4 separate regions of the Mus musculus genome follow, and regions 1, 2 and 3 are each linked to region 4. A link is a loop called in an ENCODE intact Hi-C map of the cell type or tissue named here. Cell type or tissue: gastrocnemius. All regions are shown on one strand. Region 1 holds the start of Ociad1 (OCIA domain containing 1). Region 2 has its middle 22 kb from the start of Slain2. Region 3 holds the start of Fryl (FRY like transcription coactivator). Region 4 overlaps Gm34583 (a long non-coding RNA gene).

What was found. A loop is a pair of places that touch in the nucleus more often than their neighbours do. Peaks named below come from ENCODE experiments on the same cell type or tissue, not always from the same donor. Only the 100,000 strongest peaks of a DNase experiment are listed, where the experiment ranks them.
Region 1: it touches region 4 in a loop (2.8-fold over the local background); 7 of 42 quality-filtered maps call a loop at or near these places.
Region 2: it touches region 4 in a loop (2.0-fold over the local background); 7 of 42 quality-filtered maps call a loop at or near these places.
Region 3: a loop joins it to region 4, with 3 times the contacts of the local background. A loop is called at or near these places in 4 of 42 quality-filtered maps.

Annotation. Positions count from the first base shown.
Region 1 is chr5:73,289,454-73,297,453 of GRCm38, forward strand. Ociad1 (OCIA domain containing 1) reads left to right here and starts at 3,341. Exons shown (of 9, transcript NM_023429.4): 1 at 3,341-3,523; 2 at 4,832-4,894; 3 at 5,473-5,553. The coding sequence starts at 4,837. In gastrocnemius, CTCF peaks have their summits at 3,102 and 4,982 (motif pointing right); DNase peaks (open chromatin) are centred at 2,403 and 3,288; H3K4me3 peaks cover 2,179 bases; H3K27ac peaks cover 2,460 bases.
Region 2 is chr5:72,888,204-72,896,203 of GRCm38, forward strand. No RefSeq gene overlaps it. Among named protein-coding and RNA genes, the nearest start is that of Slain2, 22 kb to the right of the region's middle. In gastrocnemius, CTCF peaks have their summits at 3,471 (motif pointing right) and 6,009 (motif pointing left); a DNase peak (open chromatin) is centred at 3,472; H3K27ac peaks cover 491 bases.
Region 3 is chr5:73,253,191-73,261,190 of GRCm38, forward strand. It overlaps Fryl (FRY like transcription coactivator), which reads right to left and starts at 3,428. Exons shown (of 63, transcript NM_028194.2): 1 at 3,210-3,428. In gastrocnemius, CTCF peaks have their summits at 2,633 and 4,313; DNase peaks (open chromatin) are centred at 2,560, 2,837 and 3,530; H3K4me3 peaks cover 4,358 bases; H3K27ac peaks cover 4,475 bases.
Region 4 is chr5:73,375,613-73,383,612 of GRCm38, forward strand. It overlaps Gm34583 (a long non-coding RNA gene), which reads left to right. Exons shown (of 8, transcript XR_377017.2): 3 at 890-1,002; 4 at 2,315-2,420; 5 at 2,983-3,107; 6 at 3,952-4,150; 7 at 5,654-5,807. Among named protein-coding and RNA genes, the nearest start is that of Gm34583, 8.7 kb to the left of the region's middle. In gastrocnemius, CTCF peaks have their summits at 4,520 (motif pointing left), 7,328 (motif pointing left) and 7,600 (motif pointing left); DNase peaks (open chromatin) are centred at 4,508, 5,668, 7,306 and 7,605.

The sequences.
Region 1 (8,000 bases), 86 kb before region 4:
TGCTTCTACAAGAAAGTCAGTTGTTGGCTTCAGGTAGCATTTTGTCTAAGCTCCATCCCACAGTTACTTGGCAATAGCCAGGTATGCTCCACCCCACGGTTACTCGCTGTAAATCTTTTTCCTTTTTAGCTGCTCTCAAAAAGTTGCTGGAAATACAGACACAGGGGTCTGTCCAACGTCTGGGTGAGCGCACAGAACCTTGTAGGTTGACTGGGATACGGTCATGAAGTACCTGTCTACCTTCTATTTCCTCCCTCACCTTCTCCTCCCGCCATTTTCAATCCCTTCTCTTTGCCTGCAGTTTATGTTTGTGAACAAAGCCAAGTCTGTACAGGTTTATAAAACAAAAGCTACCCTTCACTGAGTTCTCATATTTTCCCTTAACTACCATTTAGATATGCCTTCTTCAAAGAGCTAAACTTCTGGAAAGACTAATCAATACTTTTCCACACATTGGCACTGGCTGTTCTTTTCCTAGTACATTATAATCTGGATTTATTTTGCCCTACCCTATAATCTAGATTTGAATGAAATAATACTTGGAAACGTTATAAATAACCTTACTGATGCAGTTAGTAGCTGACTCACAGTCCTTATGAACATTTGGTTTGACCACATTCTCCTTTCGGGGATAGTCTTTGACTCTGGCTTCTATGACATTGCATTTTTTTGAACAATACAGACCTCCTAGCCTCATTAGTAGGCAAATAAAAACCAGATTTTGCATTAGTATAGAGCTCTCACTCAAAAGGACTTCTAATTCTTTTCTTTCTCTCCTTTCTTTCTTGCTTTCTTCCTTTCTTTCTCCCAGAAAAAGAACACAAAATGCATAATTTGCCAAAAGCATGTAAATAGTAGACCTCTGTCTTGTAATTGCATAGTCTATGAACTTTATAGTGATTTCTTTCTAATGATTTCTAAGAACTGATAAGGCAAAATACTTACCCTCATAGAACACAACTGCAGATACATTGAATAATTGTTATTTTTAAACGATGAAGAATATAGAGAAAAACACCCAAAGTCAAGCTCTGGCCTCTAAACATGTATGTACAGGTAAGTGTGCCCTTCCACATACATAGGCAGGACACACACACACACACACACACACACACACACACACACAAGTGCAACAATAATAATTGCAATTTTAAATCTTAAAAATCCATCCAGCACTGAGGAGATGACTTAGCAAGTCACACAAGTCTTTTTTGTTTGTTTGTTTTGTTTTGTTTTTTGTTTTTTCCAGTCAGGGTTTCTCATGTAACCCTGGCTGTCCTAGAACTCACTCTGTAGACTAGGGTGGCCTTGACCTCAGAAATCCACCTGCCTCTGCCTCCCAAGTGCTGGGATCAAAGTTGTGCGCCACCACTGCCTGGCAGTCACACAAGTCTTACAGCCTGAGTTTGATCCCCTGATCCCAAGGTGGAAAGAGAGAACCAACCCTGGAAAAATCTCCTTTGACCTCCACAGAGTGCTGTAACACACACACACTAATACAAATTAAAATTAAAAAAAGAGTGCAGCTAAAAAGGGAAACTTTGATGTCACTGAAGTCAAGAAGAAATTCATTAGATTGCTTGAATTTTTATGAATTAAGGAATACTCTGACATATTCCTTTAATAATGGTTTCACAGTAATGTCTAACAGGCTAACAGGGCTGGTGCTATACCTTGGAAACTAAGGACACTTACTGTCCTTCAGATTATCTGGGTTCAATTTCCTACACCCTCATCAGGTAGCTTACATCTGCCCGTAACTCCAGTTCCTGTACCTGTGGGGGTATACATGGTACACATAGACTCATGCAGCCACACACAGAAATAAAAATAAATAAATACTTAAAAACAAATAAAGTGACTTCTGAAAAACAAAAGTAATATCTAACAGGTAAAGCTGGGCTGATACCGCCTTGGCTATTTGCTCAATGAAGATATTTGAAAGAGTGCTTGTTAAAGACTCTTCCAGGGATGTCTCTATTCCTCTCAAAGAACAATGGCAAATGGAAGGAATAATTCCATCAAGTCATGCTTGGTGAACTAATGAGCTTAATTAAAGTTACTTTCCAAATCATGGGCAGCTTGCCAGCTATGCCTCTTAATACATCTTTCTCCCAAGCATATATGCTCAATTTTGTACCTTTGAGAAAAGGATGTGCCTCTGAGCTCTTGACTCTTCAGGAGGGCATGTTCGTGGAAGCAATCTTTTGAGGGTCTCCAGTGGGTACACCACAGCTGCTCTGATCACAAGGATGGAACCCAAGGCTTTCACAGCTGAGCTTAAAGTTCCGTGATTTCTGGTGATCCCCACGTTCCTGGTGCCATAGCAAGGGTCTAAGATGGTTAACAAATCCTATCGCCTTTCTCCATTGGATGGGCATCAGCTTCCAGGAAGGCTTTGGAGCTCACCCAAGTTATGTTTGAGTTCGTCCTTAGTGTGGGGTTCAGGAGCCATAGAGGTCTAGCCATGACTCCGGATTCATGTTTTACATGACTTTCTCTCTTAAATAAGCATACAGACAAGTTCGTGGATGCCATAGAACCAGTGAAAAACATATGAAATGAGGAATGGTGGGAAGTCTGACAATTATAGGAGTTCATAACTTCGTGGGCTGGAGCTATCAGAGGTATCAACGATATACTTTCAGGACTTGGTTCAGTATACGCACTCAGTAAACATGCCTAGGATCAGTGTAAGAAATGAATAGTTGGTGGTTAGGAGTGGCAGCCTGAGCTCTGACGAAAAGTTGGTCTCCTAGCATTAAAATATAGTCTCCTGGTAATACAGCCCCAGAGCCTAAACTCCTTTTCAGACTTGTTTTAACCCAAAACTGTGAAACACACATTATTTCTGTTATTCAGATGAGTAAATTCTGAGTCTCCGAGTTGGAGTGTATCCTGACTCTAGTGTTAGAATCAATCGGACACTAGACTGGAGGTTCTGACAGTTAACTTAAGAGTTCACGCTTAAAATTCACTACCTAGCCTAGAGGCTTAAAGCATAAGAAAATTTCTGTAAATCTTAAAATTAGGGAAGTCCAAGGAAAGTCATGGGATAAGGAGGGGACTTGAGGATGGAGGGGTTCCAAAATGTCCCTACTGGCTTGTCACTGAACAGTCTCTGGGGTATGTCACAAGAGCATCGAACCTAGAGGCAGAGCTGAGCTGCAGGCCTTAACTCGCGCAGCCGCAGTGCAGCTCTGGAGCGCCGCGGCCTGGGGCGGGGTGGGGGGCGGTGAAAGGGGCGGGACTAGTTGGACGGGGCGTGATCGACATCCGTGAGTATTGAGAAACTGGCCCGCCGCTGTTTCCCAGCGCTGTCCTGACGTCATTTCCCGTCAAGGGTACTGCTTCCGGGTGTCGGCCTGCTGGCGCTCGTGTGTGGGTGACATCTTGGCGATCGCTTGGAAGCTGCCCTCTTTCCCCTCCCCGCTTCCCGCGTTGTCCGCTGTGCCTGTCTCTGGGGTCCTCTCCCGGCCTCTACCCCGGGTCCTGCTCCCAGCGTTGCCGCCTCCATCGTGAGGTGGGTGTGGTGGCGCGGCTTTCCGCCAGTCTCCCACCCTCGCCCGCAGCCGCCATTTTCCTGCCCGGAGGTGTCCGGTCGCACTGCGGGCCTGGGCTCTGCTGCAGCGCCGGTGACTCGGGCACCGGGAGACCTGCATGGAGGGGTGGGGAAAGCCGCGATGGCCGAGGTGGGGTGGCAGGTCAGGGACAGGAGTGCTGGCGTCCGCGGCTACTGCCTCGCTTGAGCCTTGTTCTTTATGATTACAGCTTTGAGCTGTAGTGATCAGACAGGTCGCACTGCCCTCCAGCCTCCCTGGGGACGAGATTTTCTTTCTTTCTTTTTTTTTTTTTTTCTTTTTTGGTAGGGTTTTGCAGTTTGAGAAGCTTCCTCTGAATGCTTCATCTGTCCAAGAGTTCAGTTTACCTTTTCTGAAACCTTTTTCTTTGAAGGGATATAGGTATGCAATAGGTGATGATTTTAGTGACTAAACGAATTACAGAAAGGTGCTTTGCTGTTGGCATCCAGTAAGTCATACTGCGATGCGTTTGTTTCAGCGAAGACGTACTCCTTATTTTGTCTGAAATGCTGAGGTCTAAGTTTAAAGGAAGGCGAAAGAATATATTTGCTCTTGGATTTTAAAATTTATTTAAGATGTTTGAAGATTACTTGGGCTGGTACAGGGAAGTTTGCCATTAGCGTAGCTACCTGCAGAAAATGTGACGTCATTATTTTTTGACTGCTGAGTTAGGGGATACAATGCAGTTTCGTTTTAATTGGAAACCTAGAAGTGACTTGAGGTTTTTCCCTAATCATTTGGATATGGTTGTAGTTTTTGTTTTGTTTTTGAGTCAAGGTACAGAATAATGTGAAATAACATAACCTAGCCTTAGAAGGGAATTTTTTTCCATTGTTTTGATGTACCCGTTTTTCAATCAAAGGGTCGAATGTGAATAATTAGTTCAGATATGTTTATGACCCTTTTTCATTCAGTTATTTTTTTATGTCAGGTAGTTGAAATGTAAAAGTCGGGGCCTGAAGAGATAACTCAGCAGGTAAGAGCACTGGCCCTTGCAGAGTTTCCAGTACCCACATGTCCTATCACAGTATCACAACCATCTGGAACTCCCAGTTCCTGGGGATCAGGTGTCATCTGATCTCAGGCACCAGGCATGTTAGTGTATACAAGCAAAGCACCATGCACGTAAAATACAACTAACTGTAAAAATGTTTAATGTTCAGTAAATATTTGTTGATTTACAGGTAGACTGGTTAGGGGGGTTTATTCTGATACTTTGTAATATTTGGATATAAATGTTTCTGATACAGGAACTATGAATGGGAGGGCTGATTTTCGAGAACCGAATGCACAAGTGTCAAGACCTATTCCCGGTAACTTTTTAAAAAATATTTATTTATTTATTATATGTAAGTATACTGTAGCTGTCTTCAGACACACCAGAAGAGGGCATCAGATCTCATTATGGGTGGTTGTGAGCCACCATGTGGTTTCTGGGATTTGAACTCAGAACCTTTGGAAGAGCAGTCAGTGCTCTTAACTGCTGAGCCATCTCTCCAGCCCCTCCTGGTAACTTCCATATTAAGTATTTATAATTTGTAACACTTTCTGGGTAAGGACATTTTATTTGCCTGAGTAACAGAAATCGGGCTGGTCTTATGGGTGTGACATAGTCACACACGCAGCTTAAATATTCTCTTGTTACTGTCTCTAAATTTCTTATTATCTGAACAGGGGTGGGGGTTTGTTTTACATATTTTCATTTAGCACCGTGTCTTGCCTGTCTGACTAGTGGGTAGTAAGAATAAATTCTGTAGGAAGTCAAAATTGATTTTAAAAATAAGTGACAAGCCAGTTGTCTTAGTTTTATTTTTTAAATGTTCTTGTTATTAGTAGACAAAGCTAACTTTTTAGGCTTTTGAGAAAATGACTTCCAATCTTTCTTTAAAAGACATAGGAGGCGGTTATATTCCGACAGAGGAGGAGTGGAGACTCTTTGCAGAGTGCCATGAAGAGTGCTTCTGGTTCAGATGTGAGTTATCCTGTCTAAGAACTGTTTTAAAGAATGTTCTTGGGTGGTTCTGTGGTACCTGTGTATGTGCATGTGCAGAGGGAAGAAGGCAGTGAGAAATGGTCTCTCTGTGTAGCCTTGGCTGTGCTCGAACTCGATCTGTAGACCAGGCTGGCCTCAGCTCACAGAGATCCTTTGCCTCTTGAATGTTGGGATTAAAGGCGTGCGTCTCCACCAACACCTGGTCCATCTTTCTCACTGAACCTGGAGTTTCCATCATTTGGCTAAATTGGCCAGCCATGAGCCCGCAGGATCTTCCGTCTCTGCCTCCTTAGATGTGTATTGGTGATCAGAACTCAGAGCCTAGTGTTTGCAGTTCATGCACATTACCACTGAGCCATCGCTCCAGCTCTGGCTCATCATTTTTTCTAATTAGCATAATTCCATCCAAAACCTTCACTTACAAACTTGACCTAAATGCATGTTTGAAAGTATAATTTATAGACTATATTGGGACACTTTTGGGATATTGTGGTTATTACTAATAGAGATTAAGGAAATTGTCAGTAGTAATAGCATGAAAATAGGTTAGTAAAGTTCTCTCCCTTTAGAGATGAAGGAACTAAGACTTAGAGGTGTTAAATGTGTCTACTTGTGTTACGCGGTAGCTGGTAAGTCACTGTTGTTTCTCCAAGTCAGGTGTGTCTGAGTCACAGGCTTGGTTGGGGTTTTAACTCTTACATTTAATGACTGCTGTAACAACTGGTGCCTTTGTTGCCTTTCCCTATAGTGAGGAGTTATTAGACTATCAACTCTCGCTTTCTGACTACAGATCTTATGATTAGGATAATGATGTTGTTTGTCTATTGTAGACCTGGCTGGCCTGGAACTCACTTTGTAGACCAGGCTGGCCTCGAACTCAGAAATCCAACCTGCCTCTGCTTCCTGAGTGCTGGGATTAAAGGTGTGAGCCACCATGCCTGGCTGACTGTAAGGATTTTTAAAGCATCTTTATTTTTATTTGATATGTGTGGGTGTTTTGCCTGTGTTGTATGTCTGTGGGCTACATGTATTCAGGGCCTGAGGAAGCCAGAACACGGTGTCACTTCACTTGCTACTGGAGTTAGAAACTGTTTTGAGCTACCATGTGGACGCCAGCCCTCGGGAAGAGTGGTCAGTTCTTTCAGCTGCTGAGCCATCCCCCTAGCCCTGCAGGATATGATTTTAAAAAGGGGTAGAAACAAAGAAGGAAGGGCGCTGGAGGATGGCTCAGTGGGAAAGTCTGCCAAGCTTTGAGTCCAGTGTATAGAATCCACTCAAGGGAAGGAGAGAAACCACTCCCAAAAGCTGCCTCTGACCTCCATAGGAATGCCATAGTAGTATTCCAGTTTTTAAAGGATGTAAAATGGCAGTTTTCTAAAAGGTTAATAAGAGGGAATAAATAAAAAATAAAGGTCAGATGATAACATCAAGATACTTAATTTATAAGAGTACTCATTTAAGGTATACTATTTGTCTGGGGAAATAAATTTAGTATGGATGGTTTGCATTTATGGTGCAACAAATTGTTTCCAAAGACTTGATGACATAGGGTTAAGAAAGAAACCCCTGCAATCCTGGTCCTTAGGAGGCAGAGACAGAAGGGTCTTGAGTTTGAGTCTGGCCCTGGAGGTGCAGTAAGTTGACCTGAGAATCGGCTAATCCAAGATTCTCCATGGAAAGACTAGACTTGGTATGTGGGTATGAAATGTAATGTGTTAAGATAATGGATACTATTGTGTCCAGATTTATTTCTGATAAATTTATGCTTTTGTGTGTGTCACTTAAAATACCAGTAACATTATGCTTAAATTGTATTGAAGGGCAGTGATCTATCTGAAGGCAGGATTTCATATAAAGTAAAGTGATAAATGAACAATAAGATACTTTTTTAATTACAACATGTTAATTCCAACTTGAAGAGAGAAATAAGGACAGATGAAAACTAGCTTGCTGTTGTATTTCTATCTGAGCTACTAGACAAAAGATTAATATGCAATTAATTTAATATTAATTTAATAATTAACTTTTTTGTTTGTTTTGTGAGATAGAGCTCTGTTTTCTGGAACTCACTATATAGTCTAGGCTGCCCTTGTGCCTCCCTGATAGGACTGCTTTAGACTCTTAAAACAGAGATGAACTAAGTGTTCTCTATCATAACAGCACCAAACTTTGGGAATATATAACCAGATGATAAGAATTTAAATAGGTATAGGTATCAGGACGATATAATAGTCATGTAATAGAACATTTTATAACATTTCTTAGATATGGAATGCTATATATGAAATACATATTTATGCAAATGAGTAATGGAACTTAGGAGAGTATTGGCTTGTGAGTATTGATCAGAACAGAATAGTAAAGTAACTATAATTCCCTGGAAATGTACTGATTATAAAGTTTACACCCTTTTGACATCTGTAAAC
Region 2 (8,000 bases), 490 kb before region 4:
CCTCCCGCAACTGGCGTGCCCTTCCCTCCAGTACTCTGTCTGAACACCTTCCAAATCTACCTTGACTTTGCTGCCCGATTACCTTCTGTGATGCCCCCTTCCTCTTTGCTGCCCAAGGCGCTACCAGGCAGCCCTCCTATGAGCTGCTTTCCCTTTCTGCCTATATTTTAAATGATCTTCTCTACAGCTCTGAGTCTGTTCTGGCTCTCTTTCCCAAGTATAATGATCTCTCTCTCTCTCTCCCTGCATCTTAGCCTGCGCAACTCTAAGGGTCCCGCCCCACCTCCTTTTTCCCAGCACTGGCCAGTGGCACTTTTATTGGTCAATTAAAAACTAATTGGGGACATGGAGGCCATAACTTTCATTACGTTGCATTCAAATATTTTGTTTATCGAATGCGCATTAAAGTCACCAAATAATATGTGAGAGAAAGTGCTCATAATGCCCAGCAGGGGAAAATGGTAAAATCCATAATAAATAGAAGTCAGACAGATGAAAGAGAAAATAACATCTATAAAAATGGGCCAAGAACATAAACAGGTGTGTTTCGAAGAAAACCTAACCGTAAAACATAGAAACACAAGTTCTGCCTGCTGGTAATTACAAGTGCAAATTACAAAGTGAAGCAATAAAGATTCAAAGCTTGACTTTCCTCCGACTGGAAAGGCTTTCAGTACTGGCCTAGGAGAGGATGCGATTTTCTGTTGAGTGTCAGGTACAGCCATTAGGAAGAAAGCCAGCCACACCTTGTAAAGCTAAGGGTGTCCTTGTGCCAATGAAACTTTCCCACATAGATATAAGGAAGGACAGCCGGGGAGTGTTTACTACATCAGAACAATGAAGAAGGAACAATACAAAAGCACTCTAGACAACAGAGACAGCTCAGGGGCTTGCTGCCAATTCTGATGGAAGACCTAAATTCAATCCCTAGGACCCATAAGGAGAAAATCAGTCCCTGAAGCTTGTCCCCTGCCTTTCACAAGTGTGCTTTGGCACATACCCACACACCTAACACCCATACTTACAAGTTAATTCTGTCCCTAGGATAACTTTCTGATGTAAGGGTAAACTCCAGTTAAAATCAAAGAACGCTTGTTTCCAGGATTGTCTTGGTTGGGTGCCCACCCTCCCATCCCTCAGTGCCCAATGACAGTATGATTTGAAAGGACTTCCCAAGATTCCTCTACTCTTACACAGGTCAGTAAGGTGTTGTTGCTGTTGTTGTTGTTGTTGTTGTTGTTGCTGTTGTTGAACTTGCACACAGGCTTTGTCTTGGACAACGTGCTTTTGGGGGCTGTGGATTTAAACTATCTGTTCAAATCCTGCAACACAAAGCACAGAGCGCCTGGGGTCCAGGTTAGGATGCAAACACATACGATAAATCTGATGAACGTCTTTACATCATTATAGACATGAGTGGCTCAGTCGATTGTTACACTAGTGAGAGGGGACTTAGCTGTGCTACAGTGCTTGTATGGCACCTGTGAGGCCCTGGGTTCCATGCCCAGCACCCTGGTAAACTGCAATACTTCTATAATTTTAATGTTTTCTTTAATAACCTAATTTTTAAAATTATCAAATATCCCAAATCTACAGAAAATATCCTAAGCATTGGCCTATCATCTCAAAATTCCTCTGTGTGTGTGTGCGTGTCTCTGTCTCTGTCTGTCTGTGTCTGTCTGTCTGTCTCTGTCTGTCTCTGTCTGTCTCTGTCTCTCTCTCTGTCTCTGTCTTTCTCTCTCTCTCTGTCTCTCTGTCTCTCTCTGTCTCTCGCTCTGTCTCTGTCTCTTTCTGTCTCTGTCTCTCTGTCTCTCTGTCTCTCTCTCTCTCTCTCTCTCTCTCTCTCTCTCTCTCTCTCTCTCTGTGTGTGTGTGTGTGTTCCACTCTGTAGCCCCAGCTGGATTGGAACTCACAGAGCTCTGTCTGCCTCCCAACTCCCAAGTGCTAGGATTAAAAGCATGCACCACCACACCTCGCTTTACCATGTCAATTTTTAATTCTTTTTTATTATTTCATGTATATGAATGTTTTGCCTGCGTGCCACATGTGTGCCATGCTTACAGAGGGCAGGTGAAAGCACTGGATTAGAACTGGAGTAAACCGGGGTGGCACACGCCTTTAATCCCAGCACTTGAGAGGCAGAGGCAGGCAGATTTCTGAGTTCGAGGCCAGCCTGGTCCTACAAAGTGAGTTCCAGGACAGCCAGGGCTACACAGAGAAACCCTGTCTCGAAAAACCAAAAAACAAACAAACAAACAAACAAAAACAAAAGAAGAAGAAGAAGAAGAAGAAGAAGAAGAAGAAGAAGAAGAAGAAGAAGAAGAAGAAGAAGAAGAAGAAGAAGAAGAAGAAGAAGAACTGGAGTAACATAGCTGTGAGCCACCACGTGGGTGCTGGGAATTGAACCGGGGTTCTCTAGAAGAACAGCAAGTGATCCTAACCACTGGACTACCCCTTTAGTCTCACCATCTCTATTTAAATAGTGCCTATCTTTCTGGAATAAGCACTCTGACACAGAGGGGAGAGGAAGAGATGTCATGGGTAGACTGAAGTCAGGATCGTTCCTGAAAGCCCTCAGGATCGGGTCCTATTTGTAGTTTCATTTTCTACTCTAAAACAGTGGTTCTCAACCTGTAGGTTGTGACCCCTTTAGGGACAACTGTTTCACAGAGGTCACTATCAGATATTTACATTACAATTCATGGCACTCGTAAAATCACAGTGATGAATTAGCGACGATAATGATTGTATGGCTGGGGGTCAGCACAGCATGAAGAACTGTATTAAAGGGTCTCAGCATTGTGAAGCTTGAGAAACACTGGTCTAAACCCACAGTGTGGAGTGAACAGTGTAGATCTTACAGAAGCCTATGTGGCAGTCAGCAGTCAGCAGGTTGTTAAAGGATATGGCCCATTGTTTCGGCTCCCGGGCTTTCTGTTCCAGGTAGCAAGGGTACCTAGAACAGAAGCAAGTCACGCTTGGTAACTAGGCAGTACAGCAGTGCTTTCTATAACTCACTAAATAAATCAATGTCCAATACGTGGTCTTTTCTACGTTATTTACATATTTTTTGCCATCTTTGCTTCAGAAGGTTTTCCTCTAAATAAATAAAATATTGAGAGGGATAGAGAGATGGTGGTTAAGAACACTTGTTGCAGCTGAGCCCGGCTGGTGCCTTAACCCCAGCACTCGGAAGACAGAGGCAGGAGGCTCACTGAGTTCAAATGCTGGGATTAAAGACAGATGCTGTGCACCACCCAGCCTTGCAAAGTATTCTTGCATTAAAAAACAAATCAAACAAACGAAAACTAAATCCTCTCAGGAAAAAAAAAAACTTTTCAGTAATCATTAAGACACTTGGTAAATTTGACTTTATCAAGCTAGCTGAAGATAGATCACCCTGGGGATTTTGACGCCCTGGCTGGTAGGAGCCCAAATGGGCCCCCGCAGTTTGAATTCCATAGTAAAGTCTCCTTCTTGCCACTAGGTGGCGCTTCCTGGCTTTCGGCGAGGTTACTGCATTGTCTCTCTGTTACCTCGAGGTATTGACTTTTTACTTTGAAGGGTGTGGACACTAGCTGCCGGAATGTCACCGGGATTGTGATCCGGATCCTGGTGGTAACTGAGATTGCACCTCACGTCTCGCGTCTTGCATCTCACACCTCAAATACTTACTGTCTCTCCTAGCCAATTTACTCACTCATACTGTGTCAGTGGTGTTTTTCTAAGAGTTATATTTTTTGCTGAAAGGACCCAGATATAGCTGTCTCTTGTGAGACTGTGCTGGGGCCTAGCAAACACAGAAGTGGATGCTCACAGTCAGCTATTGGATGGATCACAGGGCCCCCAATGGAGGAGCTAGAGAAAGTATCCAAGGAGCTAAAGAGATCTGCAACCCTATAGGTGCAACAACATTATGAACTAACCAGTACCCCGGAGCTCTTGACTCTAGCTGCATATGTATCAAAAGATGGCCTAGTCAGCCATCACTGGAAAGAGAGGCCCATTGGTTGTGCAAACTTTATATGCCCCAGTACAGGGGAACGCCAGGGCCAAGAAGTGGGAGTGGGTGGGTGGGGGAGCATGTGGGGGACTTTTGGGATAGCATTGGAAATGTAAATGAAATAAATACCTAATTTTTTAAAAGGATATGGTACTTTCTAAAAAAAAATAATGGGAGGGGGGGAGAAAATTATACAACACGAGCCTAAAGGTATTATATCCTCTTCATCTAGGACTCGGATTCACTGCTTAATGGTGCTTTAACATTCTGTCTGTCTTTCTATCTGCCCATCCATCAATCATCTATATTCCCTCCATCCCTCACTCAATTTTCTTTTCTCAGAACAAAATCAGGAGGCACGCAGCATCAACTTGTCTCTTTAATGAGCAACTATTTTGTTTCTCTGTTGCTAAGTGAATAATGTTTCCGGCTCCTAGTTAAAACAAACAAACAAACAAACAAACAAACCCAAACCCAGTATGTTGATGGGATAACAGGTTGGGACCATACAAGCATCCTTTCTCTAGTGAAACTTTGACCAACTGTTTCCTCAACTGTTAGCAGCTGCTGCCTCCTGACTCTGTTGTTTCTTTTACCTTCCCTACTTGGCAGGCTATTATAATATGGACACTCACTTACACATTCATTCACTTCTGCATGCCAATATATGGCATATTTCATTTTACTCTTTGGCTTAGAATCCACAACTAATATTTATTTTTGGTGCTAATGTTGTCCCAAATTTGGCAAGTGGGATCCTCTTTAACATGTCCTGTAGACCTGAGACCTTCCCTATTCTCAGTTGCAAAATGATCTTTATCTTATCTTGGGTCTCCCTCGGCAACCTGGAATTGGAAACTTCTCCAGTGAGCTCCAGGTCCTTTCAGTCAATTACTTTAGACACCAAACTGGTGTGAGGCGTGCTCACTGTTACCAAGATGCCACTCTTACCAGGCATTCTTGCCAAACAGACCCCCACGCCCATCCATACTGTACCTATACATAGCCAACATCTGTAACTCATACCTATACATAGCCAACATCTGTAACTCATACCTATACATAGCCAACATCTGTAACTCATAAACCATGATATCACGGCAAGTCTGTAAAGACAACCTTGGCTTCTCTCTTCATCTGTACGCCCTTCTGCAACACTGAGTAGCTTGCCTTCCACCATCTTTTTTATGTTTATTTCTACATAGATTTGTTTTCCCCAACCAGTATCTAGGTCAAATGACACACACACCCTTTTTTTTTTCCCATGAGCCACCTTCTTGGCAGAAGCCACCAAGCCACAGATTAAGTTTACTGTCTCAGTCCCAGACCTGCTTAACCTGCCAGCCCCAATTCTGTATGTCCCCGATCCCAGGTGATCTCTTGACATTTGGCTTCCTCCCCTTTCCTTCCTGAACACATAGAACATTTCTTAACTCTTTCTATGGCACCATGTGAAGGGAATTTGAAAAGAAGTCTTGCTGATCACTGATGCAGTTGGCAGGTTTTAATACAGTATCCGCCCCTCCCCCCATCCCTTTCATGTGGTCTGACTGATGATAACCAATTCTTAAGAATCTGATTATCCATAGCCATCCTCAGACCGTGCTTGGTGTCTTTTTGTTAATTACAAAAAGACAGTTCCTGGAGGGCCCAGAAACTGGATTTAAAGTCTGAAGCCTTCGTTCTGGCATCACAGGGTTAATGCTGTACTTTGTCAAGGGAACTGGCCCAGAAGTCCAAACGAACTGTGTAGGTTAGCCGATCTTGCACTATCAAGATCACCTTATCACCTTAAAGTTGATCTAAGAAGTGGAGATAGATACAGTGGGAGAGACCCTTCCCTCACATCCTGAAAAAAATTTTTTATGAATTTGTTAAAAATTGGAGAAATGACTCAGCTGTCAAGTGCACTTGCACTCTTCAGAGGACCTGCAAAATCGTTGTCACTCCAGTTCCCCGAAATCTGGCGCCCTCTTCTGGCCTCCTCTGGCACTGCACGCACGTGGTATACAGACATCCATGGGGGCAAAATACCCATACATAAAATCTTCACTAAAATAAGCAGAAATCACCCCAATCATAGCTCTTTGGTATAATTTCTTCCTACTTATTCTATGCTTTTGTTTGTTTGTTTGCTTGCTTGCTTTTGAGAGAAAGATGCTTGCTATGTAACCTAGGCCGACCCCACATTCTTGATCCTCTTGGCTTAGCTAATCCCAGTGTGCTTACAAACATATCCCATCATAGCCAGGCTTCAGCACTAGTTTCTTCTGTACTTTCATAAAATTTGTCTTTATGATAGTATATACCTTTAATGTTTTGCTTCTTCTTAGCAATAATAGAAGCGTTCTTTCGTTCAATTATTTTAGAACATTAGAGAAAGCATAGGTGTGTCCCAATTTAATAAGGTATGGAATATTTTTTACATGGAGGTTTTTTCCTGTTGTTTAATACTGTGGGTTTTGCTGAAGCAAGCACATATTTTATACATATACATATTGTGATTGTTTGTATATTCTTGGGCCAGCAAGTGGCACTATTAGGAGGTATGGCCTTGTTGGAGTAGGTGTGTCACTGTGGGTGTGGGCTTTAATACCCTAGTCCTAGCTGCCTGGAAGTGAGTCTTCTCTTAGAGGCCTGCAGATGAAGATGTAGAACTCTCAGCTCCTCCTGCACCATGCCTGCCTGGATGTTGCCATGCTCCTGCCTTGGTGATACTGGACTAAATTTATGAACCTGTAAGCCAGCCCCAATTAAATGTTGTCTTTATAAGAGTTACCTTGGAGCTGGGCATGGTGGTGCACGCCTTTAATCCCAGCACTCGGGAGGCAGAGGCAGGCAGATTTCAGAGTTCGAGGCCAGCCTGGTCTACAAAGTGAGTTCCAGGACAGCCAGTCTCGAAAAAACAAACAAACAAACAAACAAAGAGTTACCTTGGCCATGGTGTCTGTTCACAGCAATAAAACCCTGAGACACATATTTTTCCACATCAAGAAATACTTGGATCTCAGATAGGGTGCCATTACGTCTGTGAGGACTGCAGAACTCTTGGAGCAAAGTGCTCTGGGAAGAGCTTGCTATCATTCACACTTGCCTCAGTCTTTCTTGTATTAACATCGCTGCACATCCACAGACGAGGTAAGAAGAAATAGGGAATGGGGGCAGGGTGAGAGGACAAGCCAGGTTAGCTTGTCACCTGAGCGCGAGCGAGCTTTCGTTTCTGGCTCCTGTCCCTGAGCGTGAAGATGCGGTCAGGCTATTTGCTTGTCCTGATTCTCTTGGAGACCTTTGGCCTTGTTTTGTGCACATATCTGGGGAAGCTCGAGATCTTGGACTGTAGAGTGCTACACAGGGCGCTGCTGGCATTCAGTTACGTCACTTGGTGGGAAGATGATGGAAATTAAATGGCTCAGGCTGGATGCTCTGGAGAAACCTCTGGCCATCCTTCTCACCCAGCCCCCCGGTGAATGAATGAAGCCGTCACCCCTGTACCCTGCCCGCCACCTACTGCCTCTCCTCTCTCATTAGCTTGTTGGAGTCATTCTCACTCAAATAAACACAGAGCTTTCCATAAATAACCTTCAAATCCATTCTTCAACCAGAGTGATCTGCCTAAAGCACAAATAGCCCTGTAACCCATTCTAGATGCCCGTGTGATGCCTCATTGCCCATAGAATAACCACCAAGCTTATTCTCCTGAACACAAGGTGTCACAGCCGCCATTCCCTGCTGGCTAGCGCTCTTGTTTCTTATCCCTACCCACAGCAATTAGTGCCACGAGCAGCCAGCTGCTTTAACTGCAGCTCACACCACACACACACACACACACACACACACACACACACACACACACACACATACCATCCATCTCTTGCCTCTGAGTCCCTCAATCCCACCACCCAGCATACCCTCCCTCTCTCCTGGATGATGACTATGTTATAATAGAGTCTACGCAAAATACTCTTATTCCACTGGGCGTGCTGGTTCTTGTCCGTAA
Region 3 (8,000 bases), 120 kb before region 4:
CAAGAGGAGAGAAATCACTTCTGATGAAGAGGACAGAGGGCCGGCTTGCAGACAGGGTGATGAGCTTAGTCTGGTTGGATGGAACCTGCCCATTCTGAAGCTAACAACACCTGAACTCACAGCTCAAGCTCCGATGCCCCCAAAATAGTTCAGAGATTTGTAGTTAAAACAGTAGCATTCATACCCAATCCGCATCTAAAAATATCCTATGTGAAATACTTTACTGAACACAGTGACATTTCCCACATCATCTAGGTTTCTCCCATTCAATGTTTCTCTACCCATGATTCCAGAGTCACTATTACTGCTCTGGCAAACCTCCTCCCTGTCTTTCTCCCATGGAGAGTCATTTTAATCCCCTCCAATAAAGTTCTGAATTAGATTGTCAGCTATTTCTACTCTATTTCCTATACTTAAACACGCAGGTACTTAACAGACGCCGATGGTAGATCAAGTCTAGTTCTAACAGTTGTAATAAGTGAATGCCATTGCTGAAGATAGCTGTCCAACAGGTATTATAGACTTAAGTCACAATTTTATACACCAACAAGGAATATTGCAGCTAAGATAGATTTATCTGAAAACCACTTTTTGTTTACTGGTATAATCTTGCTCAGAAACAATTTTGTTGTTTTCCAGTGGGGATAGGGGAAGTTGAGTGTTGGGCTCAGTGGTCCTGTGCTTGCTTAGCATTCAAGAAGGCCTGGGTTCAAGCCTCGCTGTAGGAATTGTTACTGTTAAAACTAGCTCATTAGGTCTGAGGATACAGCTCAGTAGGAGAGCAGTTTGCATCATATGTATCAGTTAGAGAACAATGTATCTTCCACAGCCTTTGTAAGATAGCATCTTTTCCTGCCAGACTTCAAACAGTTCCTCTACTGAATATACAGCTACACACTGGATCTGCAAAGAAATAAGGCAGAGCGGACCATCCCAGCTCTCCCAACAATCTCTAAGCAGTCATAACTCATAGTTATCTAGAAATATGTATGCAGTACACAGAAAACAGAAAAACGCATGCCATTCAGCACATAATGCATAGGCATTTCAAAGGTAAGCACTCCTGAACACTTTCTCCTTGTGTGATCTTCTTTAAAGTTTAGAAAGTCTCTTGTCTAAATATGCCACTAAATAAGGAAGTAAAAACGGGAAATTTTAAATTTGTTCTAAACACCTCCTTCCTATAATAAGCAAGGAAGACTATGCCCACCAGGTACTTGCCTGATATTGTTAACACAGGAGAATTAAAATAATAAGGTGGAACAAAAATGGATATTATCAAGGGAATTCTCTCTCAAGTATCAATGTCTCAAGTTGGACTTGTTTCCCAAATATAGTTTCTGTGTTATTATTGTTGAGATTGGGAACGTTCAGCATTCACTCAAGAGTTCTTAGACAGTAGCTTAAAGATAAACAAATTTTAAAATCTGCATTGCCTTAAAGGAAGGAAAAAACCCACCCGGGCCAGGTGTCTCAACAAAATTCATTCTTGCAAAGTACAAAATACTGTAACAGAGCACAAGGCAACCAGGATCAGCGGCTACATTTGAAAATAAGAAACAAAAATAAGACCAAAGAATCATAGGCCGGATGCTACTTCCTTGATAAGGCTGCAGCTTGCCGCCTCCAAGCGCTCTACAAACCATTGCTCAAGAAACTGTCAAAATGAAGGCTTATGAAAACATTCTTTTCTAAATAAGGACTCCAACAAGGGATGTGTTGTTTCTAGCTATGATTTCTGCTGCAAGTATTGACAAGTTCAACACCGGCAGAATGTTCACAGTGCAAAGACCTCTTATTTGATTCACCAATAGCAAGAGTGCCTGCCTGCAAGTAGTTACAATGCCTGCATTCAGTAGGGGAGATCAACTTTATGGAAGGCACCTGCTAGGCGGAACAGCAGTTTATAAAACCAACTTTTATTTCCATCAAAAGTTGTTCATTGTTCCCCCCCCCCCCCAATCCTACAGACCCTTCTACCCTCCTCGAAGAGCTTCTGTCGTGGAGTCCCGGTAATACTTTCCCTAGTTCAAAGGTTAAAGCACATTTAGTTCTGTCTGAAGCTCTAGCCCCTCAGCCATTCCCCCACCCGTTTATTTATTCTTTTATTAACACAGCAACCTGGGACTTATATCCTCGAAAGTCTACAAGCAAAGCGATTGTAGGTAATGAGGAACAAAGCTGGACTAGTAGTAAAGCATTCAGGCCCCAGATCGCCTTAGATATCGGCCTCTGCAGACGCAAGAAACGAGGCTCGGCCGGGCCGGGAGAACCTGCCGCCCGGAAGCAACAACTCCCATTAGAAGGCAAAGAAAAGTTGCACGGCTGAGCTCCGGACCGCGAGGAGCCAGCGCCGGTGTCTGCGAAGCCGGTGGCCCGGGCTGCACAGGCCCGGCGGCGGGCGGTGACTTTGGCGTCCGCCGGGCCGACCCCGGCTCCGGAAAGGCGCGGGTCCGGGGGTGCGCCGTCGCTTCAGGCGGAGTGGGCTCTGCGCCCAGGTCCGCACCCCTCCCAGCACCGCAAGCAGTGGGCGGAGAGACGCGGCGGAGGATCGCGGACAATGCCCGGCCGGGCCGGCAACCTCGGCGCGCAGCGCGAGCCCGCCGCCTCTCCTCCCGAGGCCGCCTGCCGGCACCTTCAGCCGGGTCGGATGATCAACCCAGCAGTAGCGCCTGCCGCCACCGCCCCGCCGCCCGCTTCCTCGCCGGGCGGTTCCCGGGTCGCGGTGAACCCGCGGCGTGCGAACCAAGCCGGCGCGCCGAGCGGCGCAGGGAGCGCGCTCAGGGCAGCCGGGCGCGCGGGAAGAGCGGAGCGAGCGTGGAGACGACGGCGCGCGACCAGGGCAGCCGGGAGCGCGGGGAGAGCCGGGCACGGGCCGGGAAGGAGGCGCGCAGCAGAGCGGGGCGCGCGGTGCTCCCCCACGGGTCTGCCGCAGCTCCGACGGGCTTTCGGTTGACCCCGGCTCAGTACCGCGCCCGCGTCCGTTAGGAGCCTCCCCAGTCGGCGCCGCAGCCGCCCATCCCGGTCCGCCTCCCTCGCGGCTCGCAGCAAGAAGGGCAGCCGGGCCAGGGCCGGGGACCCGGGATCCCACGGCCGACGGTCGGCGGGCATCCCGGATCCTACGGCCGACGGTCGGCGGGCATCCCGGATCCTGCCCCCGCGCTGGAAGAGAAAGTGAAATGAAGCGCCTTTCCCCAAACAGCACCTACCAGGTCCCCAGTCCCGTGCAGCTGCCTCGTTCCTCCAGCGCCGCCGGTCCCCGCCCTCGGGCCCCAGGCTCCGTTCTCTTTGACAATGGCGCGTCCCCTTTAAGGAATAATCCGATCGGGACCGATTCGTGGTTAAACCTCCCTCCGACTCTGATTTTAACCGGATTTCTGTCTCTCCCAGAGCCCGACGGGCGCCCGGCAGTGCTGCGAGCTCTGCCCACCCCTTCTCTGCCCCGCCCACCCACTCGCCTTCCTGATTGGCGAAGGATACTACACCAGGAACAGCGGTCCTCGCCCTCCACTGGCCGGCCTCCCCGCCGCTCAGAGTTTCCCCACCTTCGCCCCGCCCCCTCCCCCGGGTTGGACCTACCTCTAATCACTCTCGGTCCTCGCCTCCAACGTTGCTTTGGAGAACTGGCAGTCACGGCTCACCCTCCCGCCTCCGGAAAGCTAACTTTATTTTTATTGGTAGAAAGACATCTTCCTGTGCACCTGATTGGGTAAGAAAAGGCAAGTCTGCACGCCCCTTACCTTTTATCACTCTCCCTGGACGGCTGAAAGACAGTCGTAAAGTCTTCCCTATTTTGGCACCCTCAAAGCCTCTGTACCTTTAAATGTTGGTAGAGGTCGAGCACAAACAACCTATACTGAGGAAGGCGGGAAAGAGAGGTGGAAAGGATGCAAAAATCTTCAGATAAAAAGCACACCACAGCAGCTGCGGGATCCTGAGAGCCCAATCCTATTTCGTGAATGGAGTGAGAACACCTGAAATCCTAATACTGGCTCCTGAGAATTAATCAAGTTCACACTCCCTGTCTACTCTGCTCACATCCTTGACTTCCTGGCTTTACGCACCCGGAAGAATTAACGAAGGTGTCTTCAAACCCAGGGGTTTCCTTGTTTATCTTGCAATAGGACGTTCAGAAAAGCGTTAAGTTCTTCCCATTAGAAGTTCCGTTTAGGTCACGTCCTGTGTGTCATACTGGCATTTGCGCGGGACTATGCTATTTTTTATTATTTTTAAAAATTGTTTGGAAAGATTAAACATATATTCCTCTTTGCTGATATTCTCAAAGTTCCTCTTGTTACAAATGTGGACACCAGAGGGCTAGTCTTTGAAGGACAGTGGCACCTTTCCGGGGAAAGCACATCTACCCAAAGGAAGAGGGAGAAGTCTCGCCAGGAGAAACCTGAGTGGCAGAACCCTGCTCATTAAAGGAGAGGAATCCTGCGACAACCTCGGGATCTGCATTAACTTAGCACCAGGTTCCTACCCCAGATATAGGAAACGAAGGTTATTTCCAAAAAACCTGAGTGTGGTTATGGCTTTCGGACCCGCCAAGAAATAGTAAGGAACAGGTTAAGTGTTCTCTCTATTTTCTATGGTCTTTGATACTTTTGACGATCCTTTGACGACGTCAGAGGATCCCTACAGGTGCAGCAGTCACCTCCAGTAGTGCCAAGAAAGTGGCTGTGCCCAATGCCGCCCTAGACCAGACCAGCTTAGAGAGAGGGAAATAAGCATAGACAGTTGAGAGATAAGGCTTTTTTCCTGAACTCAGAGAGCCATTATTATCGAGGAGCAGTAAGAGAGGCGGGACTTGATTGGTGTTTGCAGGTCCTTCCTTTTAAATTGTTTGTACATTTTTGCAGCAGTGGGAATGAATTTAGGGACTCATGCATTCAAGGTAAGTCCTCTACCAGTGAGCTAAAGTCTCAGCCCCTCACGATTGTCACACGCTGAGACAAGAGATGGGAACCTAGCTGTTTTATAAGGCCTTCACAAATACAAGCACCCAATTACGGCCTTTAACTAAGCCCCCTTTCCAACCTACTCCTCCAGATACAGTCATCCCTCTTTCCCATATCTGCAAGGGAATTTCTTCAAAGACCCCCCACCCCAGGGATACCCTAATCTTCCGTTATTCAGGTCTCCTATAAAATCACATGCCATTGACATGTAGCATGCAGAGTCCTCTACATATTGAAAATAAACGCTGGAGTGTCTCTAATAGCTAACACAATGTCAGTGCTATGGGACTCACTATTGTACTGGATCACTGAGAGAATGATGACCAATAACATCTATGCATGTCCAATGCAGACGTGATCAGGGTGGGACTTGCTACATAGTGCACGCCAACAATAATTTAAATCCCTCGTCCTCCCAATATTTTCCATCCATGCTGACTAAATCTGAATGAAGACAAGGAACCTGAACTTGTATGACTTCACACTTGTACTCACTTATACCTGTACATGTGCGCAGTCAACTGTATGTCTGTGTAACCATCCTTAGACGTGTAGGCACATATGTGTTCTTTTTCAGGATGCTCATTTATTGCTTATACACTTGCCTTTTGGGTGTGTGTTGGGTTTTTCCTTGGCTCTGTTTTGTTTCTCAGTGCCAGGGGTGGAATTCAGAGCCTTGTGCACGTTAAATACACACCCTGCTGCTTAGTTATAATCCTAGCTCTTCGATAAGCTTTGAGGCGTCTTCTGGCTTCTAGTCATCCACGAGACTATAGTAGAAAAGACTGTTGTAATACTCAGGAGAGAGGCACCTGGTGTAAGTGTATACACAGCTGTAGCTTTTGTGTGGATCTCGGTAAAGTTTTTCAGCTCAGTCTAAGCCCCTGCTTTATGAGGTCCAGCTAACCGTGCTCTGCTCTGCCCCAGCACCCGGGGCTCGTGGCCTCAGAAGGCCGGCCGTAATTACTTGTAGGCTCTCTTTTTCTTTAACTGACTGTGGCAAGTTTATCACCTTTCACACAGAGTTATTTTAAGATTGTTCTGCGCTTATCCATGACAGACCTATTCAGCCCATTTCAGCCCACACACATGGCATGGAGGCTGGTATTGAACTCACTATATGGCTGTAGATTTCCTAGCACTCCCCGTCCTCCTACCTCCATCGCACCACATGTTGGGATTACAGGCATATACCACCATGCCTTCCTAGGAAGAGTGGTTTTTAATGTTCTATAGCACAATTGGGTACATACAGTTGACAAACAAACAAACCAGTCAATGGAATACTTCAGGATAGGTAGTCGAATTTATGCTCTCAACAGTTAAGAAATGATACTTGTGTCGGGAGGAGACAGAAACACCAATCACCCTAGGTGGATCTTAATATATTAAACGCAGCTGAAAAATAAGTGTATTTGCTATCTTTAAGTTTAAAATTAAAATGCATATTTTGAAAATAGCACAAGAACAAAACTTCTGGGAAGATTCCTTGGTTTCTTAGAGAAGGCCCAGGTCTCCCACTTTCCGAGTTTAAATGTGTTTTCCCGTTAACTAGCTGACATCCACTGAGAGCAGCACTGAAACCAGCACTTACCAGTTTACAGTCCAGCCTGTTCTACTGACTGAGACATAAAAGGCCCCGCACTGGACTTCCTAGATGGATTTCCAATTCCATCCTGCTTACAATACTGTAGGGGTGTAGACATGTACTGGGTATCATCTAAGCACTTGGACAAAACAAAGAAGCCCCTTCATAACCTGACTCCAGGCCTCCTCTCAAGTTTCTTCCTGATCATTCCTCCTTGACAGTCAAGCCTCAGTGCCTGTAGCCATATGGTGTCCTCTGTGAGTCTCACCTTCCCTCCTTTCCTTCCTGGAGGACTTTCCTAGCCATCCATCGAGTGGCTGGCCCAGGACAGGGCTTTGCTTTCCTTATGAGGCCCTCCCTGATTTATTCTTGGTGCGACTTTCTTACCACGTGGGTACTGTCCTAATGACAGGCCTCACACTGAAGACAGAAGCGAGACGCTTCTCTTCTGTCTCTTTCACCATCCTTGTTTGCTCTGGAAGAGCAAGGCCACACGTGTGTGACTTTGCTTCCACACCATTTACTGTGCTAGCTGGCCTCACAAAAGGCTTTCTGGGAGTGCACAGGAAACTGAAATGATGAGGGAGAAAAGTCAGCTCACAAGTGAAATCCAGTCTAGGCCTGAGTAGCATTCTAAGAGCATTGCAATTTCATGATATTCTGTTGTAAATCTATCTTCGGTGCCAAGGTGTTACCCAGGCTGTCCTCCTACACCCTTTATTTCATACACTTGTAAAATATTCAAAGAAAATAGGGAACTGACATAAACCATATCAATTCTTTGTTTTGCAAAGTAATAGTATAAACAATAAACAATACATAAAATGTATTTCCTGTTCTCATTATTAAACACAGAAACTGGTTGGTTTATTTGTTTTTGTTTTTTTAAAGATTTATTTATTATTATACATATGTCTTCAGACACTTCCAGAAGAGGGTATCAGATCTCATTACGGATGGTTGTGAGCCACCACGTGGTTACTTGGATTTGAACTCAGGACCTTTGGAAGAGCAGTCAGTGCTCCTACCCGCTGAGCCATCTCACCAGCCCCAGAAACTGGTTTTTTGGTTTTGGGGAGGCATTTGTTTTGTTTTGTTTTTGTTTTTGTTTTTGTTTTTGTTTTTGTTTTTGTTTTTTCGAGACAGGGTTTCTCTGTGTAGCCCTGGCTGTCCTGGAACTCACTTTGTAGACCAGGCTGGCCTCAAACTCAGAAATCCGCCTGCCTCTGCCTCCCAAGTGCTGGGATTAAAGGCGTGCGCCACCACTGCCCGGCTAGAAATTGTTTTTTTTTTTTTTTTTTTTAAGGGTTTTTCAAGACAGCATTTCTCTATGTAACGCTGTCTATTCTGGAACTAGCTCTGTAGACCAGGCTGGCCCCAAACTCAAGAGATCTGCCTGACTCTACCTCCTGATTGCTGGAATGTGCCATGGGATCTGACAATGAGCACAT
Region 4 (8,000 bases):
GCAGTGTGACCTCGGTGCCTTGGGACTGAGTTGGTGGGCTCGGCTGTCACTCGGCCCTCTTCATTTATTCTGTGTTGTTCGGTGTTTCAAGCAGCCCCGAGGGACATGGACATACTTTTAAACATTAAATGCTGTATTCAGATCTAAAACAACAGCAACAACAGCGACCCACGGGCTGAGGTTGTACATCGGCGGTAGAGGGCTTGCCTGGTGTGCACCAGGTTCTGGGCACCAGGTTTGCTTCCCGGCATCACAAACCAAATAACAACCAAAGGGAACAAAATTGCCAGGCAATCATAAGAGGCCCTTTCCTCTTAAACTGTACTGGAGAAGACACAGGTTAGTTAATTTAGAGGGAAAGCTCGGTAGGTAGGTGGCTAGGCACAGACCCCAGAGTCAGCCTGCCGGTGGCACTTCAGGACCAGTCTTGCCTTAGTGTGATAAATTTTCCACGTCCAGTTCACCCGACGCTGCCATCTGAAGTCTTTTATCTTCAGTGATGCATGAAAAGTTCCAGTTAAAGCGATTTTAGGATTAGGGAGAAAAGTGGAAAAAAACTTACAGGATCAAAGGAGCCCCAGCATGCCAGTGTGGACCTCGTGCTAGGGAAGGCATGCGCTAAGATCCTTTAGGGTGAACCGCTTGGGAGAAGAGGTAGTTAGAAACACCATTCCCCGCCCCCTTCTGTCCTGGGATGGTTGCTTAGCCTAGAAACCATCCTTCCATTGGCTACTGGAGGTCTCCTGTCCTGGTGTGCTTGTTGACTTTCTTAAGCACATGCTTGGTTGCCTCCGGGACAGGAGAGCCAAGAACTAAAGGACAATCATGGGGACAAGAATATTTTACAATACACCCACATGGACTTTTATTTGTTTTAACTTTGAGACAGGGTCTCATGGAATCCAGACTGCCCTCTAACTCCCTCTATGGCCATAGATGACCTCGGCCTCGCCCCTCTCCCGATGCCCAGGACTGAGGATTGGACCTAGGACTTGGAAGCACGTAAGCTAGGCAAATGCTCTACCACTGAGTTATCGTTCCAGCCTGACCTTGAACTTTTGAGTCACTTGCATCCACTTCCTGAGTTCTGGGTTACAGGCATGTGTGACCATGCTGTGCGTTCATTGCTGGGGATGGAACCCAGGGCTTTGTTCAAGCACTCCGCCATCTGAACTACACAGCCCTTAGCTGCCTTTTGTACTTCTTAAATTCCTGCTCAGCCTGGAGTGCCCCCTAACTCTATGAATAGTCTGAGCATTCTGAGCTTGCACATGGATATGCCTGATGATATTGGTAGCCCCGTTCTTCTGCCTTCTTGGACCATATACAAAAATTTCACTATGATTTCCGCCATGTTATTCCAAATTCTCACCAACGTGTCTTTCCACACAGATGGATTGTCACACTTTAATCACTTTCTATTTTGGACTTTTAAACTGCATCTAGTGTTTTTATATGATATTAAAAATGTTAGGAGTGGTTTCCTCATGGATGGAGACATTCTCTTGGTGTAAATTATCATCTTGCACATGGGGTAACTTGCATATTCTTTAGCATTTCATATAGATTACTCTTTATCTCATCAGTTGTGCATTCCTTGAGAAAATAAGCCGTGCTTTTACAAATTCCTAGCTTTATAAAGATCCTGTCACTTTGTGCCAACTCAGAACAGTAACACAAAAGGAACACAGCTCTATTGAGATGCAATTTACACAGTCTAAAATGCACCTTAAAGTATACATCTCTGCTTATTTATTAATTTTTTTTGGGGGGGGAGACAAATTCTCTCTGTATAACCCAGACTGACCTCAGATTCACTAAGCAGCCCAGGTTAGCCTTGATCTCTCTGTGTTCATGTACCTGTGTGTGTGTGTGTGTGTGTGTGTGTGTGTGTGTGTGTGTGCACGTGTGTGTGCGTGTAGACATGTGGTAAGCTACTGCCCATTCCCTAGCACAATCCAAGTCTACTTTTTTTTCTCTCTGCCTATTTTGCTGACTGGAAATAGAATTTCAAGATGGAGGTAACTGTGGCTGGCTTCTTTCATGTAGTGAGAGGTTTCTAGGGGTCCCCACACCGAGATCCATGAGACCTGCGAGCTCATTCCCTTCACTAAAATCCTAGATTGTTCTGTGGTGAGGCTGGCAGGTGCCGTGCTGACCGATTCTTTTGGAAGCGCCCTCCCTGGCCTTGTGGCAAATGCCCACCATCCTGCTCTCCCCTCTCCAGGTTTCAGTATACATCATAACTCTCTCAGCCTTCACCTCTTTCTTCCCCCCACTTCTGGGCTAACTTTAAAAAATAATCTTTTTTTAGCACAGAGCTTTCTTGTCTGCATCTGCTGACTGGCCACAGGGAAACTGACCTTATTCTGGGAACGAAGGTGGAAGGCTTCCTTGGGGAGATGCTATGTGAAGGTCAGGTAAGTGTGTATGTGTGTGTGTGTGTGTGTGTGTGTGTGTGTGTGTGTGTGTATGTGTATACAAGCAAGTACAGAAAACCAGAATATTCTTAAATAACCCCAAAACATAATTTTCTTGGCCACAGAACTTCAAGATGGCCCATGGGATACAAAGGTGGCTCTTCAGCCATTTATGGTCTAAGACAGAATGGTACCACTCTCAAGTAGTACTTCTTTACAATTGAGCACAGACTGACATTCCTTCAAGATAGCAAACCCACAATTAACCCCCCCCCCCTTCATGCTTTGCACAGGGTCTGCCTTGTTGTCCTTTAGGACCACCTTAAAAAAAAACTGTACCTAAGAGGTCAAGGAAAGCTGTATGAGGGATAGAGTCAAGAAGGCTTCATGAGAAATGTTATCTGTGCTACAACTCAGGCACAGGCTGGAAGAGAATTCTAGAAAGGAGAGTGTGCAGACATCCAACTGTGTGAGAAATGGGGCAGCAATTTTGAGTATGGCGAACACCCAAACAGGAAAGGGGCATTGAGAAGGGCTGTGTCAGGTTCTCTGCTTTCCCCAGTAGGAAGAGGCGATGTCTTCAAGCAATGAAGGAGAAGGTGGACTCTGGGTCCAGGAAGGCTGCAGAACTGTAGACAAAGGCTCAGAAGCTCAAGCAGACATGTGACATGAGAACTCAGGTCACTGGTGGGTCATACAAATGGAGCTATGAGTAAATATTATAACATCTAGTATTTCCATTAGTTTCTTAAACATTCTGGGAAGCACAACACTTTTTGTGACTCATAGTCTACTAAATATTAGAAGACAGCATACATAAATTCATCATTTAGTCAACATGTACTTGTTATTATTTTATTTCATGTGTTTTGGTGTTTTGTCTACATGTATATGTGTGCCCTGAGTGAGTGCCTGGTGCCCTCAGAGACCAGAAGAGGGCATCCATTTCCCTGGAACTGGAATTAAAGATAGTTGTAAGGCACTATGTGGGTGCTGGAAGTTAAACTCAGGTCATCTTGAAGAGTAGTCACTGCTTTTAACCACTGAGCCATCTCTCCAACCCCTAGTCAACAAGTATTAAATGTTGCTTTAGGCTTTGGTAACACAGCAGTAAGTCAGACATGATGTCAGACTTTTGGACATTTGCATTGTAGTAAGGGGAGACAAAGAGGAAAAAAGTAACAGGAATGAATGCTTCAAGAGAAACGAGCAAGGCTAACCACCTTAGTTTAAAACTTCGTTAAAATAATGAACAAGCCAAGACAATGGCCACTTCCTAGTGAGCTACTTCACCAACTGGTCTCCTTACAAATGTTACAAAATGTAAGACTGGGCTTCAAAGCTGCCTTCTCTACAAGAGAATGGGCTTAAAAGGTTTTATTGTATCAGGGTAAGCAATTATTCAGTTCAATATGAAAATGCCCAGGATACTTCAACACAATGCATATTGACACTTAATTTCCAGGGACTACACTAAGAGTCCGAGAGCCTCGGCATCAGTAGGTAAACACAGTTGTTGTTTTCTCTTCAGTGGATCTATGCACAGAATGAGATGCCTAAGATGCAAAGATACAGAAGACACCACCATCCGGCTCTCTCTTCCTTTGACAGAATCTCTCTGTGTAGCCCAGGCTAGCATGAAGCTCCCGATCCACTGCTTCAGCCTCCTAACTACTTTGTCTACTTTGACAATGTTCCACTCCACAAGAGAAAACAAATTCAGAACAAAGGTAAGAAATGATGGTTCTGGTTCTGAGTACTGAGTGCCAAGTACTGAGTGCTGAGTACCCAGAGTGTTGCTTTGCTGAAGTCGAGGGGCCACATTTAAAAAGTAAGGGGAAGTAAGCGCACAGAAGGAACTGATATTTATTGGGAGCAGTGCTCCCTGCATTGGCAGAGATGCTCCATAAATATTCGTTCGATCACTTGTCATCCTTCAGGAAAGGATGTTGTAGCTATTTCACAGGTCAAAGAAGCAAGGCACAGGGAGATTAAATAGTTTTGGGCAGAGTAAGCTACAGATCCACAGGCCCAGTCACTAAGAGGCTCACAGTCTCTCCACTGTCTAGCTGTGGATAAGAGTGCCCCCGTGTGGCCAAAATTTTCAGTCTGAGCAAAGGAACAGAGTGGGCATGTATAGGCAGAGATGAATTTAGGAGCAATAAGGGCTTAGGAGTTCTTAAACTATATCATTGCCAGAACATGGTACACACCCAGAGAATCCACCTACTATCTTAGAGTCAGGGACTGACATCTCTGTCCTGGTTTTAGGAAGAAAAGTGTGATGGGGAGGAAGTTGGGGGTAGGTGGGGTAGTGGGGAGAAAAGGCTGGAAGACCATAAAAGGTATTGCTGTGTGCTAATATAGAGGACCGTGAGGCTGACGTAGGAGACTGGCGGTGGATGCAAGCCAACAGGGTAAGATTGGGGAAGGTGGAAGAAATGTCTCCACCCCTTGCTGATCTCACAGTTGCTGGGTATAGATGATGCAGCTTTGGGGCATGGCATTGCCATCACCAAGACGGGCAAATCACAAAGGGAACGCAGTGAGTGAGTAGAAGAGATTTTGGACTTAGTGGGTGAGGACATCCAAGAGAGCAAGGTACATGACGACGTGCAGGAAAGATGAGCCAAGTAAAGAAGAGACTAGAACAACGCTGTGCTAGACTTTCCAGGCTCTGGGGACAGCTGAGGCTAGAACGATGAGAAAGAGAGAGGAGTGAGCCAGAAGAGGAGAGAGACAAGGGGAAGGGGAGTCTGCCGAGGAAGGATGAAGACAGAGGGAAGCATAGTTGGGAAGGAGAAGCGCTATAAAACCCAGGTAAGAGGGATGAGGCCTAAAGAGGAGGAGGTGGCTAATGGGTTACTCCTGGGAGCCTCCCTGAGACAGGCTTCCTGCAGGGCGGAAGCCGCAGCAAGATCTGAGGATGGGTGATTGGTGGGCGGGAATGAAGGTACTCTCTGTTCTCAGAGAGCTAGACAAGCAGAGGCTAACACAAGGAACAAGTGCCAAGAACCCTCAGTGGTCCAACACCGGCTGCTGTCCCGATCCATTGCTAGAACGGGGAGAAGAGAGTTCTTTCTCTTTCCTCTGGGGCAGTGTAGCATTCCCAATGGGTGGGGCCAGGGGAAACAGTCCCATCTTCTCCCACTGCTTAAAGACTAGACTGTCGCAAAGCTTGTGTTCTTGTGACAGCCTACTGATTATTCTAGAGTGATGCCCTCTCTTGACAGGAGCAAAGCAGACTGGGCTTGTAGCAGAAGGCAGAATAGCTTGGCAGCTATGTGACAGACATGATGCTGAGCTTGGCTACGTCACTGACACCGTGACTTCAGGTTTCCAGCCCTGTGACAGACATCTAAAATAAACAGCATGCATAGAGGAAAGGTCTAATTTTGTTTATTTTGCTTGTTTGCTTGTTTCAGTCCATGATTGGTTTGTCTAGTCTGGTGTGTGCGTGCGAGTGTGGGTACTCACATGTCTGTCTGTCTGTCTGACTGTGGGTTTGGGTGTCTGTACCTTCCTTTCCACCTTATTTTCGGAAACAAGGCTTTTCAGTGACTCCGAAGCCTCAGGATCTTCTCATTCCGGCTTCCCAGTACCAGGATTATAAGCAGTCAGTACTCTGCCTCCCTTTCTTGTTGAATGTGAACTCTGGTCCTCACATTTCCATGCGATCACCTTACTGATCGATGTCACCAGCTCACCAGCCCAAGCCTGTTGATTCTGAGCTTCTGATGAGGCGGTGTGCTCTGGCAGAAGAGATGGGAGCAGAGGGAAGGGAGATGGCAGAGCGAAACTGCTCACCTCATTGTTAGGGCAGAGAAAGAAGGCTGGGGAAGAGGGAGGGAGGGAAAGGAAGAGGGAGAGGGAGAAGGGGAGGGAGGGAGGGAGGGAGGGAGAGAGAGAGAGAGAGAGAGAGAGAGAGAGAGAGAGAGAGAGAGAGAGACACCCTCCCCACGCCCTTAAACAGCACACACCAGCAACCTAATTTCCTCTCATCAGACTCCAGTTTCCCACCTCCCAGCAGTGCCATGAGTGGCTTTTTACCATGCTGACCTTTGAGGGACATTTAGGATCTGCACAATACCAGTAAGTTGCATAATAGCTGTGACCCAGTTTCTTTATCTGCACACAGGAAATAGCATCACTTGACATCATAACTGGAATGCGGGACCCAGGCCGCACAGAGCCAGCCCCGGGGACACACTGGCTCTCATTATTGGTCCTGTGCCCTTTCTGTGTCCTAGGGATACAGAACCTGGGGTGCTACCTTCACATTGCCATTACACAGTCACGCTTGTCGTGGTTTTGGCTTTTAGTTTGGTTATGTGTCAGAGCCGGCGAATGAGTGTTTGCCTTGAAGTTTCGAAGCTCTCCTTAGATGCAAGCATCATGACCTCTCTATAAGAAGGGAAGCTGTATAACAGGGAAGAGTATTCATCTTAGAGTCCCTTCTAATGTCACACAACTCCAAAGCATGCACACTGGTAATAGGTTGCTGGTTACAACATGAGACAGGATTGGTATGCTATTTCATGAACACAGCAACTTAACTGTACGAAATAGTTACACGTATGGTTTGCATCTTTCCCAAAACACATCCAAAGCCAAAAATGAAACATTTGGTGCAAGGAAGTATTAAAAATGAAATTTCACTGGGCATAGTAGTGCATACCTTTAATCTTAGCACTTGGGAGGCAGGGGCAGGAAGATCTTTGTGAGTTCAAGACCAGCCTGGTCTACATAGTGAGTTCTAGAACAACCAGAATTACATAGAAGAAACCCTGTCTCAAAAATGTATACATACTTTTGTACATCCATCTTTCACCTTGATGTCTTCCATTATAAATGCTGTTATTTGGAATTGCTATACAACACTGCCACCTGGTGGCAAGCGTTGAGTATAGCTTAGACCCCAGAGACCACAGTAATCTCATCTTACTAATAAGGAGGTACAAGACTATTGACTGATACTTCTGGGCAGGCTTTATGGAACTTGTGGCTTACTCAGTTATAAGGACTCTCTTTAAAATTAAACACACACACACACACACACACACACACACACACACACACACACACACACACACACACACACACATTCATACATTGGAAAACACAAAACCACTGTGAAGATCTGGAGAAATGAGTTCTCAGAATCTGTGTTGGGCAGCTTCTAATTACCTGTAACTGCAACTTCAGGAGATGCGATGGTGCCCTCTGCTGGTACTCACTCATATGCATACAATTAAAAATAAGAGAAATCTTCAAAAAGCCATTCGGCAATATTTTTTATCAGCAAGAATAAGAACTCAGTCAATTTAGACTTTCTTCTGTCCTGGTTCATCAACACTTCTTTGCCATTTAGAGTTGAAAAGAGTCTCTTCTCCCAGATTAATAGTTCATTGACAGCATGTCTAGTTGGAGGTGTGTGGTCACATTTGGGGACATGGCAATCATCCTTGTAAGACTCCAAGATTCACCTGGTCTCCCTGTGCAGTAACTAAGCCTCAACACTGAGCCAGCTGAATTTGTCAGCCAGTCCATGACAATGTGTCTCTTGTGGTAAAATTTATG